Regions from separate parts of the Homo sapiens genome. Here region 2 is linked to region 1. The links are chromatin loops, found by intact Hi-C in ENCODE. Cell type or tissue: PC-9. All regions are shown on one strand. Each heading gives the region's core, and the rest is flanking DNA. Links, peaks and the distances in the headings are about the cores only. Region 1 overlaps SLAMF1 (signaling lymphocytic activation molecule family member 1). Region 2 holds the start of KCNJ9 (potassium inwardly rectifying channel subfamily J member 9).

Evidence for each region. Peaks named below come from ENCODE experiments on the same cell type or tissue, not always from the same donor. Only the 100,000 strongest peaks of a DNase experiment are listed, where the experiment ranks them.
Region 2: a loop joins it to region 1, with 5 times the contacts of the local background. A loop is called at or near these places in 4 of 110 quality-filtered maps.

What each region holds. Positions count from the first base shown.
Region 1 is chr1:160,599,937-160,611,683 of GRCh38, reverse strand. SLAMF1 (signaling lymphocytic activation molecule family member 1) reads left to right here. Exons shown (of 7, transcript NM_003037.5): 7 at 886-3,578. The coding sequence ends at 936. Among named protein-coding and RNA genes, the nearest start is that of CD84, 26 kb to the right of the region's middle. In PC-9, for the core only: CTCF peaks have their summits at 4,187 and 4,387 (motif pointing right); a DNase peak (open chromatin) is centred at 4,413; H3K27me3 peaks cover 1,409 bases.
Region 2 is chr1:160,079,485-160,091,231 of GRCh38, reverse strand. It overlaps KCNJ9 (potassium inwardly rectifying channel subfamily J member 9), which reads right to left and starts at 9,694. Exons shown (of 3, transcript NM_004983.3): 1 at 9,535-9,694; 2 at 6,352-7,315; 3 at 669-3,746. The coding sequence starts at 7,201. The coding sequence ends at 3,415. RefSeq lists an enhancer at 6,104-6,634. In PC-9, for the core only: CTCF peaks have their summits at 5,438 (motif pointing left), 6,696 and 6,898; no DNase peak of the experiment used is centred there; H3K27me3 peaks cover 1,454 bases.

The DNA.
Region 1 (11,747 bases), core at 1,368-9,367:
GGGACTAAGTTTACTTCGGACAGGAATCTTTCCTTTACTGAATGAATAGAAATAAATTCTGGGCTGAAATCTTTGCTCCATTTGGGCTCTTTCAGAAGAGAGCCCAGGATGATAGAGGCACAAAGGTCACACAAATGCCTGCATCCACCTTATTTTTCAAAGCTCCTACCGCACACACACTCATCCAGAAATGCCTGGGCAGGTGCCCTATATTTCAAGATGAAACCAATCTTCAACTTGAGGTCCATTCTCACTTCACTGTCATATCTAAGAAGGAAGTAAAAATATAAACCTGACTTCAAAGCTTCAAAAAAATACATAGATTTTTAATGAAGTTTACTTAAGGACAAAAACAGTATGCTATAGTTAACATTTTATGGCAAAACCCTTAAATTCTATTTTCTTTGTTTCTTTGACATGAGAGATCTTTGCGCATAACCCTCTTCTCCCCTTCCTCTCTCCTGCCAATACCACTTTTCTCTTCTCCCTTTGAGTCCCACTAGACTTTTTAAAAACTCAATAATTTACAACTCTCTTGGCTTCCCAGATTGTGACCCATATGTAACAGCAAAACAAATGGTTTTCCTTACAAGGGGATGGAAGGGGAGAGGGCAAAGAGGGAGACAGGGCACTGAGTGCTGGTCCTCAGATCATGCTCCCCATAATAGCATGCTTATGCTTGGAAGGGAGCTGTGGCCCTTGTTGCAGGTGGAGAAGCAGTGTGGGAACCCAAGTGCTGTCCCAGCAAGGCCCTGTCTGTGACAGACCCTGCACAAGCCATGATCTCTAAGACCCTTTCCTTTTCCTCAGCAGTGCTGTTTTCATTTGCATTCTGTGAAGTGAGTATCCAGTCCCTCTACTCACAGACTTCTGCTTTGTCCCCAGGAAACAAATTCCATCACAGTCTATGCTAGTGTGACACTTCCAGAGAGCTGACACCAGAGACCAACAAAGGGACTTTCTGAAGGAAAATGGAAAAACCAAAATGAACACTGAACTTGGCCACAGGCCCCAAGTTTCCTCTGGCAGACATGCTGCACGTCTGTACCCTTCTCAGATCAACTCCCTGGTGATGTTTCTTCCACATACATCTGTGAAATGAACAAGGAAGTGAGGCTTCCCAAGAATTTAGCTTGCTGTGCAGTGGCTGCAGGCGCAGAACAGAGCGTTACTTGATAACAGCGTTCCATCTTTGTGTTGTAGCAGATGAAATGGACAGTAATGTGAGTTCAGACTTTGGGCATCTTGCTCTTGGCTGGAACTGGATAATAAAAATCAGACTGAAAGCCAGGACATCTGAGTACCTATCTCACACACTGGACCACCAGTCACAAAGTCTGGAAAAGTTTACATTTTGGCTATCTTTACTTTGTTCTGGGAGCTGATCATGATAACCTGCAGACCTGATCAAGCCTCTGTGCCTCAGTTTCTCTCTCAGGATAAAGAGTGAATAGAGGCTGAAGGGTGAATTTCTTATTATACATAAAACACTCTGATATTATTGTATAAAGGAAGCTAAGAATATTATTTTATTTGCAAAACCCAGAAGCTAAAAAGTCAATAAACAGAAAGAATGATTTTGAGATCTCTGAGTTTTGAACAGTGGACTGGAAACCATGTAAGAGCCTTAAAAGTACAGTTCTGTGCAAATGGCATTCAGTTTTAAAGAAAAACGTAGCAAATGTTTGATGGTGCTGTTACAAAGGAGCTTGGAATACTCAGAGGAACTTGTCCCATGGTGATTTTTCACTTCTCAAAATGATGTTTAAATCCCAGTTCTCTGTTGATTCCCTTGAACAACAAACCTGGAACCTCAGCTAAGACTCTCTGTGACCAGATTCTGAACCTCTTATATCCAGGGCTTCAAGGGGTATTGCAGGTCAAGGTCTTTCCTAGGCACTTTCTACTCCCTGCATACCTCTCCTCACACTAAATTTATCCTCTAGTAGAAAATTAAGTTATTTTGGTCTAACAGCTTCAAATCTTTGAATGCTCAATAACTTATTTTGCAAGCTGCAGGCAGAAAGAGACTTTTTAAGTAAAGTCCTTTGTTTTTTCCTATTCTCTGCTTTTAGACAGGCTGTCCTCAATTTAAGCCCTGCTTTTTCTTATTGTTTCTTATATAAACTTGGTAAGTACTGTAAGAAACAGCCACTATCATACCATTGCATAATAAGGAGCACCAACTTCCCAGCTCAAAACTCAGGTCCTTATTGCCTTGTATCTTACCTCCTCTATGAGGTCAATTCACATTGTAAGCCTGTTGCTTAGTGCATCTCGTTTCCTGGTACCAGCTTCTTTAATAGAGTTCTTAGTTGCAATCAACAGAAGCTGGCTTTGGCTTTTTTATGTAGAAAAGGAACCTATTGAAAAGATACTGATTGGTTCCAATAACTGCTAGAAGTTTCTGCAAAACCATGCTTTGAAAGTGAGCAGGAAAAGAAGAGACTAGGCTGTGGCTGGGAGCACAGCCAAAATTACAAAACCAGCCCAGGGATGATGATCCTGTTCATGCACAGCCACTGTCCCCAGCACTAGGCACAGACTCTACCACTGCCTCACTGTCTCTGCTGGACTTGGAAACTTGATATTACTGTTACTGCTGCACTGTCTGCCATGAAAATGAATTCTCCAGGGTCCCTTCTTCATCCTTTCATCTCTAGCTTATAATTCAAAGTCTGGGATTGAGTGGCCAATCCTAGGTCACATGTCCATGTCCTATCTCCAAGGGGGGCTGGGAATTGAATATCTGGCATTTTCCACTTTCACTTCTTATGAATTAAGGAATTCTACAAATAATAGAAGTGGGATTCAGGTGGTAGGCAGACAAAAAAGCCTCACAATTATCCACTACGCCACCCTTGTATAACCTTACCCTCATTCACTGTCTACTCTCAAAACTGTGGAGCTACTAATGAAGATTTGTAAACCCGGGCTTATGAGCACCCATTCCTTTACTACAACTCAGATTGCTCTAGAAGCTCAGTTCCCAGCACTTGGATTTTTCCAGTAGCTGAATTCTACCTGAAGGAAGGGCAGAAACAAAGGGTGAAGAAGAGGCTATCACTTCCAAGTATCCTGCACCCCTGGGCTCAAGACCTCACTGGGGAGGGAGTCTTTTGGGCCACCCACCAAACAGCACTGGCATTATGCCTCTCACCCTAGACCATGGTTACACGTGGTAAAACAACCCCTTCTGGTGATACATTCACAACTCTCTAGTTTCCCCCAAATGGCACTATGGGGAGCGGGAGCTTGCCTTTTCCTCAGACTTAAAACAATAAGTTTTCCCCGTGTTTCCCCTCTAATGCTGTTTTCTTTTGACCAAGCATGTCTGAATTCTAGAGAAGTCAGGAGGAACACACCCATTCTCGGTTTGAAGGGACTGATGTTCTGAAGTACAACTGGGCACAGTCCCAGGCTCTTCAGGACGCTTCCTCCATTCACACAGCGGGGATGTGATTGTTACAGCGGGTGGTGTGTGCTGGCTGAGAAGCCACTGTGAATTGATTCTTCTTCTGAAGTTTATGTTTCTACTTTTTGGAAATGAATAAATTACAGCCAGTCCATCAAGGAAATTGCAATTTTGTCTTGTGTTTCCTAAAGGATTTATAACACAGTAATATGGCATGATGTGTTTCCTGGCCTTATGTCTCCATGCCATAGTTATGAAATGCTGAAGGAGGCAGATTTGATCAGATAGGATGTGAGGTTGTCCCTTTCCTGGAGGTGGACAAGGGTTAGCTTGGCATCCCCTTCACCAAAGGTCAGGAACCACCCTCCACATGGAGAACTGTGTTGAAAGGATTGTTTAATTTTTGTCACTGCCAGAGTAATTCCCTTCCCTGAACTCTGCCAAATTCCCCTTGTGGACAAAATCTAGAGCAGGGTTTCTCAACTGCCACACTATTGACATTTGGGGCTGGATAATTTTTTTGTCATGGGGCTGTCCTGTGCACTGTAGGGTGTTTAACAGCATCCCTGGCCTCGGCCCACTGGGTGTATGGCACATGCCCTGTCCTTGATTGTGACAATCAAGTGTCTCCAAACACTACCAAATGTCCCCTGCTTGGCAAAATCTCCCCCAGTTGAGAACCACTGATCTAGAGATATGCTGGCCCCCTGGTGAGCTCTGAGAAAACTAAATACGCTTCTATATACCAAGAAGTAGATCTGTCAAAGGTGGCCACCTGGTCACTTAAGCATGGCCCAAACCTGCCAGTGACACCCAAGTTTACCTAAATATTAGAATTACCCGGGAAACTTTTTAAAAAATAATGATGACCAAATCTAACCTGAAACCAAAATGAGATCTGGGTTGAGATTTATAGAACTACTTATACCACAGAAAGGATTTCGTGATGAGTTTCACACACCAGCCACAAGAGGGTGATATAGCAACACAATCCACCCAACCTTAGCATCCCCACCACTTCCTTGTATCTAAAGGATGTGGACTTAGTCACAGACTGGATGAAACTGTGTCTGGTTTCTCAGCTCTTACAGGCTGAAAGGAGATAAGGAGGCTAATGTGGATTGATGAAAGGCTCTAAAAGGTTAAGTGTACTAAGTTTATTTCACAGAAGACTTCTAGTTCTACTCAATGCTTCACTCATTCAACAAAGTTATTAAGTTCCTACTAAGTGTTTGGCTTGTCATCCAGCAGGAGATACAAAGAACACAGGCAATTGAAGTATTATAACAGGTAGATCACTATGTGATCTACTGAGAACCATTGGAAAATAAAAGAAGATGCTATTAATAATTACCCTGGGGCAGGGGATGGCAGCTAGGAGGCAGGACTAACTTGCAACTCTCACTCAGATGTGTGGAGACTCACATCATGAACTTTTGTTCCAAGAACCGCTGCAGGAACATACCAGGAAAACTGAAAGAATTCACCAGCCCTTTGAAAGAAGTGGCTTGCCACTGCAAACTCTGTGAAATAGCTGAAAAACTGTGAGTGCCTAAAGTGTGAGAGGGGGAAAGTCTACCTCTGAACACACATCTTCACTGGGGAAACCTGAAAATCCAAATAACAGGAGAAGAATTTAACTTTACCTAGAGCTGAAATGAATTTAGAGAGCCAAGCAAAATACAAAAGTAGAAGAAGCAGTGGGAAGAGCCCTACAGGCACTCCTGGTCCCCCAGGAAGTCCAGGGAAGTCATTTCTGACTTTATCTCACAGGGTTCCTTGGGGAGGGCTGCCAGTGGGATTGGGGAAGGGCCACAGGGAGAAGGAAACTTCCAGCTGAACTTTGTAATAATTTTGACTGAGTACGAATTGTCCTGGTCAGGATCTGTGGAGATGAATAGAAAGTGCAGATATGAGCACAGAAGCCACAGCAGGCAGGGAGGGGTGAGGCCTGAAAGCCCTGCTTGCCTTCTCAGCAGAGAGGCTAGTATCCCAGGGCAACATCCCAGCCCTGCATACCAGAGGCTTGGATATAAATTTGGCTCTTTGGGGAGCATGGCAGGAGTGAGACTGGCCTTGCTGGCTGTGTGGGAGTGGGGAGAGGCCTGTCACCACTGGCTTTCCCCCACTTCCCTGGCTACCTGTACAAAGCAGCAGAGGCAGCCATAATCCCCCTGGGAACATAACTCCATTGGCCTGAGAACCACACCCCCATACCGCACAGTTGCCACAGCAAGCCCTGTCCAAGGATAGTCTGAGCTCAGACATGCTCAACTCTGCCCCCACCTGATGGTCTTTTTCTGCCAGCCCTGGTAGCTGAAGACAAAAGACATAATCTTGTGGGAGCCCTATGGCCCTCCCATCACCTGAGAAACCCAAATACTTATCCAGGTGACCTTAGGGCAAGCTTGTATTCCCCCGTACTGCTGCAGCTGATGCTCTCTTGAAATCGCCACCTTCTGGCTGGAGGCCAATCAAGTCAAGCCATTATAGCAACTCATAACAAAATAGCCCTGCTCCAAGGAAGGAGAAAACAACAGCTAATTCCACCACTTGTAACGTCCTGGCTAACCAGAGGTCCTGAGTCTGTCCATGTGACAACTTCACTGTTAGCATAACCAGCATTTGAGAAAACCTGTGCACTAAACAAAACTACAACCAAGGACTCTCACAGAATCCACTTCACTGCCCTGCTACCTTCACTGGAGTAGGTGCTCGTATCCGTGGTTGAGAGACCTGAAAATAGATCACAACACAGGACTCTTTGCAGACACTCCCCAGTACCAGCCTGGAGCCTGGTAGGTCCACTAGGTGGCTAGACCCAGAAAAGCAATAACAATCACTGCAGTTCAGCTCTTGGGAAGCCCCATCTGTAGGGGAAAGGGGAGAGCACCACATCAAAGGATCACCCTGTGGGACAAAAGAATCTGAACAGCAGCCCTTGAGTCCTAGACCTTTCCTCTGACATAATTGACCCAAATGAGAAAGAACCAGAAAAACAATTCTGGCAATATAATTAAACAAAGTTCTATCACACCACCAAAAGATCACACTAGCTCACCAGTAATGGATTCAAACCAAGAAGAAATCTCTGAATTGCCAGAAAAAGAATTCAGAAGGTTGATTATTAAGCTACTCAAGTAGGCACCAGAGAAAGGTGAAAACCAACTTAAAGAAATTTTTAAAATAATACAAGATATGGACAAAAACACTGTAAAGAAATAGATATTATAAATAAAAAACAATAAGAACTTCTGGAAATAAAAGACATGCTTAGAGAAATGCAAAATACACTGAAAAGTTTTAACAATAGAATGGAACAAGTAGAAGAAAGAACCTCAGAGCTCAAAGACAATGCTATTGAATTAATCCAATCTAACACAGACAAAGAAAAAAGTTTTTTTTAATGAACAAAGCCTCCAGCCAATTTGGGATTATGTTAAATGACCAAACCTAAGAATAATTTGTGTTCCTGAGGAACTCAAAGAACACCCAGGAAATTCATTGCAAAAAGATAATTACCTAAACACACAGGTTTAGGTAATCTAAACCATCAGGTTATCTAAAGTCAAGATGAAGGAATGAATCTTAAGAGCTGTGAGGCAAAAGCATCAGGTATCCTATAAAGGAAAACCTATAAGATTAACAGCAGATTCCTCAGCAGAAATCCTACAAGCTAGAAGGGATTGGGGTCCTATCTTTCATATCCTTAAACTAAGTAATTATCCTTACTTTAGCCTCCTTAAAAGAATAATTATCAGCCAAGAATTTTGTATCTGGCAAAACTAAGCTTCATATATGAAGGGAAGATAAAGTCTTTTTCAGACAAGCAAATGCTGAATGTATCACTACCAAGAGAATTTGCCACTACAAAGTCAGCACTATAAGAACTGCTAAAAGGAATTCTAAATCTTGAAACAAAACCTCAAAATACACCAAAATAGAACCTTCTTAAAACATAAATCTCACAGGACCTATGAAACAATAACACAATGAAAAAAAAAACCAAGCAATTCAGGCAACAACTAGCACAATGAATAGAATAGTACCTCATATCTCAATACTGACATTAAAAGTAAATGGCCTAAATGCTCCACTTACAAGATCCAGAGTGTCAGAATGAATAAGAATTCACCAACCAAGTATCTGCTGTCTTTAAGAGACTTGCCTAACACATAAGGACTAACATAAACTTAAGGTAAAGGGGTGGAAAAATATATTGCATTCAAATGGACACAAAACTGAGCAGGAGTAACTATTCTTATATCAGACCAAACAGACTTTAAAGCAAGAATAGTTTTAAAAGACAAAGAGGGACAATCCATAACAATAAAAGGACTAGTCCAGCAGGAAAATATTACAATCCTAAATATATATGCATCTAACACTGGAGTTCCCAAATTTATAAGACAATCACTGCTAGATGTAAGAAATGAAATAGGAACACAATAATAGTGGGGGGCTTCAATACTGCACTGACAGAACTAGAAAGCATCAAGACAGAAAATAAAGAAACTATACCCTAGAATAAATGGACTTAACAAATACTTACAGCACATTCTACTCAACAACAACAAATATTTACAGCACATTCTACTCAACAGCTGTGAAATATATATTCTACTCATCAGAACATGGAACACAGGCCAAAAATCAAGTCTCGATAAATTTAAGAAAATCAAAGTTATATCAAGTACTCTGTCAGACCACAGTGGAATAAAATTGGAAATCAACTCCAAAAGGAACCCTCAAAACTATGCAAATATATGGAAATTAAATAATCTGCTCCTGAATGATCTTTACATCAGCAATGGAATCAAGATAGAAATTTAAAAGTTCTTTGAAATGAACGATAATAGTGACACAACCTATCAAAACTTCTGGGATACAGCAAAAGCAGTGCAAAGAGAAAAGTTCATAGGATTAAATGCCTACATCAAAAAATCTGAAGGAGTACAAATAGACAATCTAAGGTCACATCTCAAGGAACTAGAGAAGCCTGAACAAACCAAACCCAAACCCAGCAAAAGAAAAGAAACAACCAAGATGAGAGCAGAACTAAATGACATTCAAACAAACAAAAAACAATACCAAAGATAAATGAAACGAAAACCTGGTCCATTGACAAGAGAAAGAAAATGGATAGACCATTAGTGAGATTAACCATGAAAAGAAGAGAGAAGATCCAAATAAGCTCAGTTAGAAACAAAATGGGAGATATTACAACCAATACGACAGAAACACAAAAGACCATTCAAGGCCATTATGAACACCTTTATGTGCACAAACTAGAAAACTGAGAGGAGATAGATAAATTGCTGAAAACATACAGCCCTCCTAGATTAAACCAGGAAGAAATAGAAACTTTGGGCTGGGCGCAGTGGCTCACGTCTGTAATCCCAGGACTTTGGGAGGCCGAGGTGGGCAGATCACGAGGTCAGGAGATCGAAACCATCCTGGCTAACATGGTAAAACCCCATCTCTACTAAAAATACAAAAAATTAGCCAGGAACAGTGGCAGGTGCCTGTAGTCCCAGCTACTCGGAAGGCTGAGGCAGGAGAATGGCGTGAACCAGGGAGGCAGAGCTTGCAGTGAGCCGAGATAGTGACACTGCACTCTGGCCTGGGCGAAAGAGTGAGACTCCTCCTCAAAAAAAAAAAAGAAATAGAAACTTTGAACAGACCAATAACAAGCAGCAAGATAAAAATAATGATAATATAAAAATTGCCAGCAACAAGAAAGTTCAGGACCAGATGGATTCACAGCTGAATTCTATCAGGAATTCAAAGAATTGGTAACAATCTTATTGAAACTATTCCAAAAGACAGAGAAAGAAGGAATCCTTCCTAAATCATTCTATGAAGCCAGTATCACCCTAATACCAAAACCAGGAAAGGACATAACAAAAAAAGAAAACTACAGACTAATATCCCTGATGAACATAGTTGCAAAAATCCTCAACAAAATACTGGCTAACTGAATCCAACAGCATATCAGAAAGATAATCCACCATGATCAAGTGGGTTTCATATCAGGGATGCAGGGATGATTTAATATACGCAAGTCAATAAATGTGACACACCACATAAACAGAGTTAAAAACAAAAATCATATGCTCATCTCATTAGACACAGAGAAAGCATTTGACAAAATTCAGCATCCATTCATGATTAAAACTCTCAGCAAAATTGGCATAGATGGGACATAAGGTAATAAAAGGCATCTATGACAAACCCACAGCCAACATTATACTGAACAGGGAAAAGTTGAAAGCATTCCCCCACCCTGAAAACTGGAAGAAGGCAAGGATGCCCACTTTCACCACTTTTATTCAACATAGTACTAGAAGTCCTAGCCAAAGCAATCAGACAGGAGAAAGGAATAAAGGGCATCAAAATTGGTAAAAAGGAAGTCAAACTGTTGCTGTTCACCAGTGGTATAATTGTAGAAGGTATCAAACCCTACTCATCCAAAAAACTCCTAGATGTGATAAATGAATTCAGTAAAGTTTCAGGACACAAAATCAATATACACAAGTGAATAACACTGCTATACACCAATGGTGACCAAACTGAGAATCAAATCAAGAATTCTCCCCTTTTTACAATAGCTGCAAAAAAATTAAAATGCTTAGAAATTCACCTAACTAAGGAGGTGAAAGACCTCTATAAGGAAAACTACAAAACACTGCTGAAAGAAATCATAGATGACACAAACAAACGGAAATATATCCCATGCTTATGGATGGGTAGACTCAATATTGTGAAAATGACCATACTGCCAAAAGCAGTCTGCAAATTCAATGCAATTCCCATGAAAATACCATCATCATTCTTCATGGAACTAGAGAAAACAATCCTAAAATTAATATGGAACCCAAAAAGAGCCTACATAGCCAAAGCAAGACTAAGCAAAAAGAACAAACCTGGAGGCATCACATTACCTGACTTTAAACTATACTACAAGGCTATAGTAATCAAAACAGCATGGTACTGGTATAAAAATGGGCACATAGACCAATGAAGTAGAATAGAGAACCCAGAAAGAAAGAGAGAAAGAGACAGAGAGAGGGAGGGAGGGAGGGAAGGAAGAAAGGGAAAAATATAGGCCCATACACTTAAATAAATGGAATCAGAATTTTTGATAATCTAACCCCTACCTCAATGTAGACATCCTTTTCAAGTGGAAGCACTTTAGCTTGAGTGACATTCCACGCCTGGCCTCTCCCCTACTCATTTACTCCACTCTCAGGGAAATTCACCCCTGATATTTCACGTAGGTTCTTTTCTATTTTCCTTAAGTGCTGGCTGGTCCGAGAAATAAAGGGAAAGAGTACAAAAGAGAGAAATTTTAAAGCTGGGTGTCCGGGGGAGACATCACATGTCAGCAGGTTCCATGATGCCCCCAAACCACAAAACTAGCAAGTTTTTATTAGTGATTTTCAAAAGGGGAGGGAGTGTACTAATAGGATGTGGGTGACAGAGATCACACGCTTCACAAGGTAATAAAATATCACAAGGCAAATGGAGGCAGGACAAGATCACAGGACCAGGGTGAAATTAAAATTGCCAATGAAGTTTCAGGCACACATTGTCATTGATAACATCTTATCAGGAGGCAGGGTTTGAGAGCAGACAACCAGTCTGACCAAAATGTATTAGGTGGGAATTTCCTCATCCTAATAAGTCTGGGAGTGCTACAGGAGACTGGGGCTTATTTCATCCCTTATCTGCAACTGTAAAAGACAGACGTCCCCAGAGCGGCCATTTCAGAGGCTTACCCCTAGGAATGCGTTCTCTTTCTCAGGGCTGTTCCTTGCTGAGAAAAAGAATTCAGCGATATTTCTCCTATTTGCTTTTGAAAGAAGAGAAATATGGCTCTGTTCCGCCCAGCCCATAGGTAGCCAGACTAAGGTTATCTCTCTTGTTCCCTGAACATCCCTGTTATCCTGTTCTTTTTTCACGGTGCCCAGATTTCATATTGTTTAAACAATTTGTGCAGTTAACGCAATCATCACAGGGTCCTGAGGCGACATTCATCCTCAGCTTACAAAGATGATGGGATTAAGAGATTAAAGTAAAGACAGGCATAGGAAATCACAAGAGTATTGATTGGGGAAGTGATAAGTGTCCATGAAATCTTCACAATTTATGTTCAGAGATTGCAGTAAAGACAGGTGTAAGAAGTTATAAAAGTATTAATTTGGGGAACTAATAAATGTCCATGAAATCTTCACAATTTATGTTCTTCTGCCATGGCTTCAGCCGGTCCCTCTGTTTGGGGTCCCTGACTTCCCATAACACTTCACCTCAGGAAAGAGAAGTGCATAAA
Region 2 (11,747 bases), core at 1,202-9,201, 520 kb after region 1:
CACCACAAACACCATCTGGCCTCCATGGGCCATGCCACCCACCCCAGGAGGGGACACCTGGGTTCCATCTGCAGCCTGAACTGTCGGGGCTGAGACAACTCCTGATTGGACTCCTACTTGGGGAGGGAAGCATAGAAAAGGAGGGTAGGTTCCAGCTGCCTGTGGTCACCCCCGCACCAGCTTCTCCCATGTTAAAGGGCATGGGCCTCCAGGGGCAGTGCCTTTTCTGAGCTTCCCAGACTTTCCCCAACTCTTCCCACGTCTCATTCTCCTGGTCAGGCTAGTCTTGGACCTGACTCCTCCCACTAGGCCCTGGGGCTGAAATTGTTGTTCCTTCTGACCCATAGCAGCAGAATAGAAGCCTCAGAACACAACTGATACTCAGGCTGGGACAACAGGCAGTCAGGGGAGGGCCTGTGTGTCCACAGAGCCATTGCACCCACATGTACTCGCTGTACCTGCATATACCCTCTACCCGCATATACCCACTACACCTGCATATACCCGCTTCACCTGCCTGTACCTACCCTGGGGTCTCCTCCCTCCCACCCTTCAGCTTCACCCCTCCTCCAGTGCCCCAGGAGTTTCATGAATTTTCTTGCCTAAGGATTCTCTGATCCTAAAATTCTTACCTGCACGGCACCTTAAGAGGCATCTGGCAGGCCTCCTTCAGTTGTTATTTAAACATTTATTGAGCATTACGAGTTTGCTGTCATTTTTACAGATGAGGAAACTGAGGCCCAGATATGCGATTTGCCCAGAGTCATAGAGCTAATTAGCAAGTGTCAGGAGTAGGACCTAGGTCTCCTGACTTGTTGCACTGTACAGTGGTGCCCTGAGTGGTGACAGTGGCGAGGAGAGGTGTGGCAGGGTCTCAGTGACTTCAGCAGGCAGGAGGGGCCTTTCCAGACTGAGTTTCTCTGCTTGTTCAGCTGCAATGGGTTGGCTCCTGTGTGAGTGCGTGTGTGTGGATACCAAGTAGCCCACCCGCTCTTGTCCAGACCCCCCTGTTTTACTGAAACCCAAATGAATCCCCATTCTCCATCCCAACATCTGTTCTTAGGGGACCAGTCAATGCCAGGCTTCAGGAATCTCATCTTTGATGACAGGGCCCCAGTGGCCCTGTGACCTGAGGCAAAGATATCCGTGTTTTGACTGAAAGGAAGGGACTGGGACTTGGGTCCTCTCTGAGTGAACCCCAGCTGTCTGGGCTGCTTCCATGGCCCCCTTTCTTGCTTCCAGAGGACCCATAGGGCCCTGGCTATGCCCATAGGACCCTGGCTGTGCCCCATAGGACCCTATCTGCCCAGCCTGGAACAGAGAAGACTGGAGTGCTTTCCCCAGGGGGCTTATGAAAGGGCAGGAGTGGGATGTGGCCAGGGCCAAGGGAGGAGGTCCTTGCTGGGCCAGTGCTGCTGTGTGGGAGACAGGCGCTGTCCCAGGGCAGGCTCTCCTGGGCCTATGCTTTTCTCCAGGCCAGCTTCAGGTCCCTTCCACCCCTCTGCCTCTCTCAACTTGCAGTTGTTCTCCCTCACTATCCAGGAAGCTGCCGCTGGTGACTGGGATGTGATCAGGAAGCAGGTGGAGGTGGGGTGAGAATATGCGTCTTTGGGACCCCCTGGCCCAATTGGGCTGACAGCAGGCTGCAGACACATCCAGATGTTCTAACTCCTATCGCTTCTCTCCGATTTTCTCCCACATTCAATCTTGCCTCCAGTCCTACAAGGGGTTCTGTCCTTTGCCCCTAAAACTCTTCCTGCTCCACCTCCCCCCGACCTCCCCAGGAGCCCCCTCAAGTCCTTCTGATGGCTTCATCTCTCTGTCGGGCCTGCTCAGCTTCCAGACACCCCCTCCACTTGTCACTGCCCTGTTTCCATTGATGGTTGAGTTTCTGGGCCCAAAGTTAAACTCTTCAGCCTGGGCTTCGGGTCCCTTTCCCACACATAAAACCCCACCCTTCACATTTCTCTGTCTGCTCCTGTGAGGATCCTCAGCTTCTTCTCAGCTTCTCTTCATCTTCCTCTCAGCTACTCCTCAGTTTCTATGCCCCATGTCCTGAAACGACTTCCAAGTATTCACTTAGAGCACAGGTTCTCAAAGTGTGGTCCTCAGTCCAGCAACAGCAGCATGACCTGGGGACTTCTTAGGAATGCATGGTTTTGGTCCCCACCTCTTGGGTCAGAAACCCTTGGAGTGGAGCCCAAAAATCTGTGTTTTACCAAGCCCTCCAGGTGATTCCAACGCACACTGGAGATTTCTAACTCCTGACTTACATATTCCCTATGCCTTACACTGGCCCCAGCCTTCTGATCACCCACACTCCCCTACCCTCCACGGGACTGCACAGGTTGTCAGTTTGAATTATCCCTCGTTCAGTCACCACAGGTAGATTCCTCTGTTTTCCCAGGTGCCCCTTATTTTGAGGACAGGAACCAGGTTTTTGAATGTCCACTCCACATGGCACCCAATCAGTGATGTGAATGACTGTGCCCCAAGGACACACTGCTTTCCTAGGGGCTCCCTGTTTCCCAGCTCTAGTGAACCCACTTTCTAGATCTCTCTCCTGGCCCTTCCTCCCCAGAACCTCTCTCTCTCTCTTCCTGCCTGTGCCTGATACCTGTAAGATCTCACTCCACTGTAAGAAAATAGCTATCCCTGGTTTTCCTTTCCCAGGCCCCTCTCCAGGCCCCAGCTCAGGCACCTCCCCGCTCTGCCTGCTTCCCTGAACTTGCGGACTAAGGTCATTCACACCTTGCTGAGCCCCTTGCACGCCTTCATCCTGGTGAGGGTGGAGCTAGGAGGGCACCCTCCTCATGTGCCCATCTTGGTCCGGCTCCTTTCTCCTTCACTTCAGCTTGGCCTACCGTGTCATTAGACAGTTGTGCCATATGTGGGGAGGCTGGCAGAAGAGGTGACTGGGGACTGCAATCCATCCTATACTCTGCTCCCCAAGCCATGCACCCTGGTTTGGGGCTGTATCTGTCTGGAGGAAAAGGGTTCCTTTTTAAAATTTGCACAGGGGTGTTCTACAGGTTAGTGGCAGCCCTGAGTGGACCAGTTGTCTACTGGTCCATCTATGTATCTGTCAGCTGTCTTTATCTGCTACCATCTTCCCATCCAACCCCCAAAAGTCCATCATTCTGTCCATCCATCCACTCATGAACAAATGTGAAGGTCAAACACAGACTGGCATTTTCACCCGGCCCCACCCTCCATTTCCCTGAAATCAGGACCCCTCCCTTCCATACTGGTTTCTAGACTTGAGGTTCTGGGGGACGGGGACTTTCCAACTTTAGCACATTTCCAGGGGCTTTGCCTTCCTCCTCCTCCTCCTCCTCCACCACCTCCGATATGCAGTTCCCCATGTATCTGTGTCTGGCCCCCGGTCTGCCACAGGGGTCTGGAGGAAGCTGGTCACACCTTGGACTCACTCTCTGGGGGTGGCAGGCAGCCATTCTGCTCCTTGTCAGCCCCAGCTTCCCCACCCGCCCCCTCCCCCGCCCCCTCCTCCTCCACCTTCTCATCCAGCCGGCTGGGGATGGACCAGTAGAGATGGGCATCAAGGCGGGCGGCAGCCTCTGCCAGCTCTCGAGCACTGCACGAAGGTGTGGGCACCTCAAAAGTCTCGTGAAAGCTGGCATAGTCCACTTCGTAGAAGCCGTCCTCCAGAGTCAGCACTGACGTGAAGCGGTGGCCCCACAGCACCTCGTCTACCAGGTAGGAGCTCCGAGCTTGGCATGTCATTCCTGGGAGGAGGGGCACCGGTCAGGGGGAATCTCAGCTCCAGGCTTCCCTCTCCTCTTCTCATTCCACAACCCTACTCCCAGCACCCTCCCTTCTATTCCTTCCTAAGGGCTCCCACCTCCCTTTGGTCCAGTCCATTTCCCCCCCTCCCTAGCTCCTGTTCTTACCCAGCTCCCTCGTGTCTTCTCCATTTGCCCCAACTCCTCTTAATGTCCAGCTCTTTTTTCCCCTCCTGTCATTTGGTGATGCCAACCAAAAAAAGCTTAACCTTGAAACTAACCTTAGGGATCCTCTAGTCCAACTTCTCACTCCATACAGGGCTCCCCAAAGGAGCATTTCTAACAATGGGCATCTAGCTTATACTTGATTACCTCCCAGGATTGATAGCTCACCACTTCATAAAGGGCCCACTCCTTTGTATGATAGCTCTAATAGTTGGGTTGTTCTTTATACAGAGCTAAAACCTGTACCCTGGGATTTCCAACTCTTGGCTTCATTCCCCTCCCACTTCACAGTCCTCTGAGTATCTGAAAACAGGAGTCTCAGATTCCCTCATGTTTTCTCTCTTGACTTAACATCCCTGGCTTCCTCCACGATTCCTCATTTGACCTGGTTTTCCAGAACTCTACTTTTTTGATTACAAGCCAGAATGGCCAAGGAGGGCCCTTTAAGCATTTTGAGTATAGTAAATTTTCCAACTGTGGCCTGCTCCGTGCATAAGAGAGCGCGCACCATCTCTCTCTTCTGGCCATGATGCTTTCACTAATAGGGCCCAGGATAACATTACATAATCATTTTGGAGGCTGCATCACATTGCTACGACATCAAGACTGTAGCCAACTAAAACTCCCAGTTCTTTTTTCACCAGTGCTCTTCCATGCTGTGCTTACATAAGTGATTTTTTTAAAGCCTAAATGTAGAATTTTATATTTATTCATTTTAAATGTCATCTTGCTGGGTTTTGGCTCATTATTCTTGCTTTTCAAAAGCGTTTTGAATCCTGACTGTCTCACCCAAAATATTACCATCCTTTCCAGCTTTATCTCTCTAGAAAAACAGACAGATTCCTATCCTCATCTCCTCTGTCCTGGTCCTCCCTGCCCGGGGCTTGTGTCCTATCTTCCTGTTGGGCTGGTGCACCCCTCAGGGCAGGTCATTCTCCTTTCTGCCACAGGGTCTTGCCCCCAACCCATATCCATCTCGGAACAAGGGGAAACAGAAGAGTGAACATTAGCTAACCGGAGAGTGGCTGTCAACTCGGAAAGCCTGGCGCTGAGACATTGGTATTCCTCGGTGAAGTTGGAATAGAAAGTATCCAGTGGGAGAGAAGAGAAAGAGGCATAAGGGACACTGGGGAGAGAAGGGCTTCGAGGAGGAGAGGGCAGGGCTGGGGGTACAAAGAGAAAAGAGGGCCGGGCAGCAACTTCCCTGGAGGGTGAGGGGCCTGCCTGAGATACTGGCAGAAAAGGAGTGACAGCTGGAGAGAGAGGAAAGGGAACGGGGTGAGTGGGGGAAGAGGAAAGAGTCGGGGTGAAGCAGGAATGGGAACAGTGATGCGGAGCTGGGGTTGGGGTGTGAAGCGGAGTCTCAGCCTAAAGGGGCCAGGGAAAGGATCTGAAGGCACCAGCTTGTCAGCGAAGCCGGCAGGGAGCATCAGCAGCTCTGGCGTCAGAGGAGGGACTGCGGCGCCCCCTAGTGGGCCTTTGGTCCTCCACCCGCAGTTTCCTCATCCTCATCTATCCTCTAGATCTCAAGTCCTAAGTGACCTCCTTTGCGACTCCTGTAACACTGGTCTTTTTTCACCTGCTCCCAAAGCCTTCACTGTGTAGGTCTGGGTTGGACTTATTGACATCACAGATGAGTTGCCAGTTCCTTTTGGAAAAGAGCTAGAAAAGGTAACATCATCTATATCCCTTGTCAGTGGAAATGGATGAATTGGGAAACCGAGGTACAAGTGAGACTAGGTATTAAACTCCCCTCAAGATCCGGCCTAGAAATAACTCAGGCAATGGAAAACCTTCACCGTCAAATTCCAGGGGCCTGAACCTGACTGCAGTGAGAAAACCCCTGAACCTAACCCCTCCTTCCAACTCGGGACCACTAAACATTGAAGCCACATTGCCTGTGTCCAATCCAGGCATGGCCACTTATTGGCTTAGGAAAGTGGACAACTTCCTTAATTTCTCATTGGAGCAATCTCATCTCTAAAAAGTGAGCACAATAACAAGAAGTTACCTTCAGAGGGTTCTTGTTAGGATTAAATCGACTCAGAGGTAGAAAGTGCTTTGGAACTGCGCATGACACAGGGTGAATACTGGGCGAGCACTAGCTATTATTACTGTCCCTATTCCAAGTGACACATTCCTCTGGGCCCAGGGCCCCACGCCAGTGCCATTTCGGAGAATTCCTCCAAGCTTTCTCTTGGCCTTCTGCGGCGTTGCTCGGTTCCACTCCCGCCTCCGACCCCTGTCTCACCTCACTGTCTCATCCTCCACCAGCCCCTCCATCCATCCTCCCCAGCTCCCCTGGCCCCTAGTCTCGCCCCTGCCTTCCTCGGTCCCGCCCACCCTCTGCCAACCCCGCTCCCCTCCCCAGGCCTGCTCGCACCCGTGGCTTCCACCATGCCCTCGAGGATAACGACGATCTCGAAGTCGTCCCTCTCGAGGGCACGGCGCGACGCCTCCCAGAAGGGGCTGGCGGCGTCGATCTCGTGGCTGATAACCAGCGGCGAGACGAGGAAGAGGCGGTCGTCTCCCGTGTCGAAGCCCACGCTGAGGTCGGTCTGGTGCAGCGGGATGAACTCGCCCTCCAGCGTCTGGCGCGAGCGGATGAGCTTGGCGCGGATGGAGGCCTCCACTATGTGTGAGGAGCGCAAGTCGCCCACGCGGAACATGAGGCAGAGGCGCCCGTCGCGCAGCGACACCACGGCGTGCGAGGAGAAGACGAGCGTGGCTGCGCGCTTGTTGGGCTGCGAGATCTTGACGAACATGCAGCCCACCATGAAGGCGTTCACCATGGAGCCCAGGATGGCCTGCAGCAGCAGCAGCACGATGCCCTCGGGGCACTGGTCGGTGATGACGCGGTGCCCGTAGCCGATGGTGGTCTCGGTCTCGATGGAGAAGAGGAAGGCGGCCACGAAGCCGTTGAGGTTGTTGACGCACGGCGTCCACGCGGTGTCCTCCAGGTGCTCCAGGTCGCCGCGGCCGTAGGCGATCAGCCACCAGATGGCGCCGAAGAAGAGCCAGGTGAGCGCGTAGGCCAGGACGAAGAACAACAGGCTGAGGCGCCACTGCAGGTCCACCAGCGTGGTGAACAGGTCCGTCAGGTAGCGGTATGTCTCGCGCACGTTGCCCTGCTGCACGTTGCACCGGCCATCCTTCTCCACGTAGCGCTGGCGGCCGCGGCGCCGCGGCGGCTCCTCCTGCCCGGGCGAGAAGGCCGCGTTCTCCTGCGCCATGGCGGCCGCGTCAGGGCGAGCGCTGCGGGCGCCTGGAGTGCGGCGGGGGCCCGAGCTGCTGCCACCTGCCGCGCGTCGCTGGGCGCCTAGGCGGCGTCGGGGGTCCTGGAGGGGCTTAATAAAGGTTTGCCGAATGAGTGGCCCCTCGGGAGATGGGGAGGCACGGGGCATCAGGGCCAGCACCGAGCCCTGGGGGGCCCTGGGCGAGTCCCTTCGTGTTGCCTGGCCTCTATTTCTGGGAATAACACATTCAGCCCTAACTGCCCCCCAGGCTCAGAAAGTTGTGAGGGTCAAATGGAATGATGTACCTGAACTGGATAGAACTGTGCAAGTTCCACGATGATTTTCAGGGGAAGGAGGTACCAGATATTTTGGTGCCATCACCTCCAGCTGGGGTGTGCAGCACCTCAGGGGCAGCCCCGGGGCCAAAGACCCAGGCCCAGATCCCCCTAGTGATTTCCTGAAATCAATAGACTGGGGGCTTTTTGGGGAGGGGGGCAGGCGGGTAATGGAGCCCTCCCTGCCCTAAGGACTTCCACCATCCCTTCCCCAGCTGTAGCCAGTGCAGCCACCAATGGCTCTCCTCGCAGGCTGTTTTGAAGTTCACCCCAAGACTGATACACAGTCTTTCTCATTCTTCCCTCCTTGGACCTCACTCACTCCGCTCCATTCCCTCCCCTCAACATGCTTACAAACGAGAAAGAAATGAAAGCTGTGGAAAGTCAGTGGAAACCCTCCAGTGCACAAGGGTGGAACATTAGGAAATTCCCACTAGAAATCCTCCCTGAGACCTACCCACGATCACTGCTGCTCTTGGGCCAGCCTCATTTCCCTTGGGTTTTTTCTCCTAGTGGAGACAGCCTGCAAATGGGGAGGGGAACTGGAAGATCCCAACACAGAAGCCTGGGAAAGGAAGCCCAGAGTTATAAAGAGTTAGGCTCGTATCCCTCTGGGATCCTATTCTTCATGAGAGACATGGAATCAGATCAGGTGAAGCACTAAGCACCCACATTTATTTCCCCACTCCCTCTAGTTATATTTTCCCCCAGCCTCTTACTTCCCATGGACTATCCTAACACCAGCCCCGCCCCCACCTGCCATATGCCCCAAAGCCCACATTCCAAGCGAAGCCCACCTGATTTTTCTTCACATGCTTGCCTCTGAGGAGCTCTCTGAGCTGCAATCTGCTCTGAGAGAGGTCCAGAGCCCTTCCCCAAAGCACCCAGGGTCCTCTAGGAGATATGGACCATACAGGGAAAGGTTTAGAATAGGATTTGGGACTCTTCCACCTTCCCTTCTCTTTCCTGGGAATGATCCTCTCCTCCCACTCCACGGAAACGTGGGCTGGCTAGTGGGTGGGGGATGGAGGAGTGTGCCATAGGAACCACAGATGGCCTGGATGGTTGACCAGGTCCTGGGGAGAAACTGCCTGGGTATGTGACTCTAAACCTAGCACTCCAGCATCTTATGTTCTGGGGTGAGGTCCTCTGCAGTCAGCACTCTGGAGAGGGTGTGTGTGTGTGTGTTTGTGTGTCTTGGGGTAGAGAAGGTAGGAAGAGAAATCAAAATGAAATGGCTTTGAGCTTAGGGGCACCCCCTGCATTTATTGTCCATGGAGTCAGGGGACACAGGGTCCAAGAGCCCCATGGCAATGGAAGATTAGGGTTTCCCCTGCCCCCAACAATGGGCTTCCTTTTCCTTCCCTGAAGCTCAGATGTCCTCAGGAAGAGTAAGCATTGACTGGCTCAGAGACCCCAGGTCATGCAGAAAACGACCCTGCTCCCATTATCCTAGCTTTAGTCCCAGGTGGGCTTCCAGATGTTCTCTCAGGGTCTTAGGTAATCTGACCCCCAGTCGGCTTGCCTAGACAGATCTCTCTGCCCAGGGATGGGGAAGGAACCCCGATGTCGGATCACCCCCAGAACTCTCTCACTCTCCATTGCCCCAGGGATCTAGGTAAACCTTATTTTGAATGTGTCCCACATCCTGTCTTCCTGAGTGGGGGACTGCACTTTTCTCAGGGGAAGGAAAAGTGTGAAATTGTTACCTCTATCTCAAGATCAAGGACTTGATTTCTCCATCTTCCCTCCAAGAATTTCAGTTCCTCCAACCTACTCCTCATTTCTTGTGCATGCTATGACCCCTTTGCAGAAGATTGCAATACCACTTTTCCTGGGCCCCTCTTCCTCCCTCTAGAGAGCTGGGGAGTAAGGGGGCTCATTTTTTGGAAGGAGAGACCTGGTGAAAACTCCCCCAAGAACCAGCTCCTCCCAAACCCCCACTTGCCTTGGAAATAGGGGCCCAAACCCCAAGTCCCCCGCAACTCAACTCACAGCACGTGGAGAGGAGAGTAGCCGGCAGCAGAGACCCCTGGGGGGTGGCGTCCATGCCCCTGACACCGCCCCCCCCACGGGCCCCCCGAAGGGTGGGAGCCGCAGACACCGCTGTTTCTCCTAAATGTAGCGGCAGCTCTGACTAGGACTTGCTATCTGTGTCATCCCTACTTCCCAGGCTCCCCTGCTCCTCTCTTGTTTCCACGGCAACCAGTCTGGCGACAGCTCCAGAGCATCCCCCTCCCCTCCCCAGTCCTGGGTACCACTAGGGGTTGATCCAAACCACACGCCATAGCTATTTTTAGCCAAAGTCCCTCCTCCTGGACAACTCAGAGCTTGGCTCCTCACCCCCTCATAGGAAAAAAAAAAAAAGAAGAAGAAAGAAAAACAAAGCTGGCACGCTGGCTCTTTCCTAAGAAGCTCCTTCCTGGGGGAAAATACAAGCCCTCATGTATTTGAGAATAAGGTGCTAGGTTCCCTGGGGTTTCAGAGGGCCATCTGGTAGCTGGCAGCTCACCACCTTCAACATGGGTCTCTGCGTGCAGGTGCTGCTCTCAGGTCAGGCTGACCATCATGGTCTAGTTTTGGAGAGGCCATGGATCCAGAAGGCGGTAGCTAGAAGGAAAATAGATCTACTAAAGGAAGGGAGGCAGGGTCAGGGGTTCTAATTATTGCCACTGATTTGCACTGTGTCCCATAGGAGTCACTTCACTTCCCTGAGCCACAGTTATTCCATCTGTACCAGGGTGTGGACAAGAGCAAATATCCCCTTTCTGCCTGCTTCACAGAGTCAGCAGATCAAACGAAGAAAAAACAAACAAACAAAAACCAAAAAAACCACAAAGGGCTTTGAAATGTGTTTTATTCATAGCAAAAACCCTAGAAACAACCCAAATGTCCACCAGAGAGAAAAGCCTAGGTTAGGGCTTACTAAGTATTCACTCGGCAAACTTCTGCGGAGCCCAAGTGCCAGGCAGTGTGTTAGATGGGGTGGTTACAGAATGGGTGAGTCCCTGCCCACAAGGAGCTCATTAACCCAGGAGGGATAAAGACACACAAACACACAGTGGCTGCTGCTACTAATTCACTGAGCATGGGATATGAACGAGACACATGCCTCATGTCATCCCCATGGCAACTCTATAAGACAGGTGTTATTTTTCCCAGTTATAGATGAGGAAACTGAAACAGAGACATGTTAAGTAATTTATCGAATGTCACAGAGTTGGGCAGAGACAGGAGCCAAACTCCCACATCTGTATCACCTCATGCTTTGTAAATTGTTTTAAAAGAAGACTTCTTAAAGGGTAGTTTTAGATTCAGAGCAAAACTGAGAGGAAAGTTATAGAGATTTTCCGTATGCCCCCTGTCCCCACACATCCACCAGAATGGCACATTTGTTACAAGTGATGAAGCTACATTGACATCATAATCGCCCAAAGTCCATAGCTGACATTAGGGTTCACTTTTGGTGTTGTACACTCTGTGGGTTTGGACAAATATATAATGATGTGTATCCACCATTATAGTCTCATTGCTGTAAAAGTCCTCTATGCTCTGCCTAGTCAATCCCCCTTCCCTAACCCCTGGCAACAACTGCTCTTTTTCCTGTTTCCATAATTTTCCTTTTCCAGAATGTCATGTCGTTGGAATTGTACAATATGTAGCCATTTCAAATTGGCTTCTTTCACTTAGTAATGTAAATTTAAGGTTCCTCCATGTCTTTTCATGGCTTTGTAGTTCATTTCTTTTTGGCACTGAATAATATTCCATTTCAGGATGGCCATGGTTTATTTATCTATTTACCTACTGAAGGACATCTCGGTTGCTTTCAAGATTTGGCCATGATGAATACAGCTGCTATAAACATCCATCGGCAGATTTTCATGTGGACGTAAGTTTTCATCTCCTTTGGGTAGATACCAAGGAGCATGATTCCTGGATCGTATGGTAAGAGTATGTTTAGTTTTTTAGGAAACTGCCACACTTTCTTCCAAAGTAGCTGTACCATTTTGCATTCCCATCAGCCACGAATTCCTGTTCCTGTTGCTCCACATTCCTGCCAGCATTTGGTGTTGTCAGCCTTAGCCTAGTGTGCCTCAGTAATGTAATATCTGTGGAATATTAATATCATGGGTTACTGTAAAGCCATAATAATTGCTGTGTTTAAATATGTGAATGTGTATATAACACACTGTTACATAAAAAAGCAG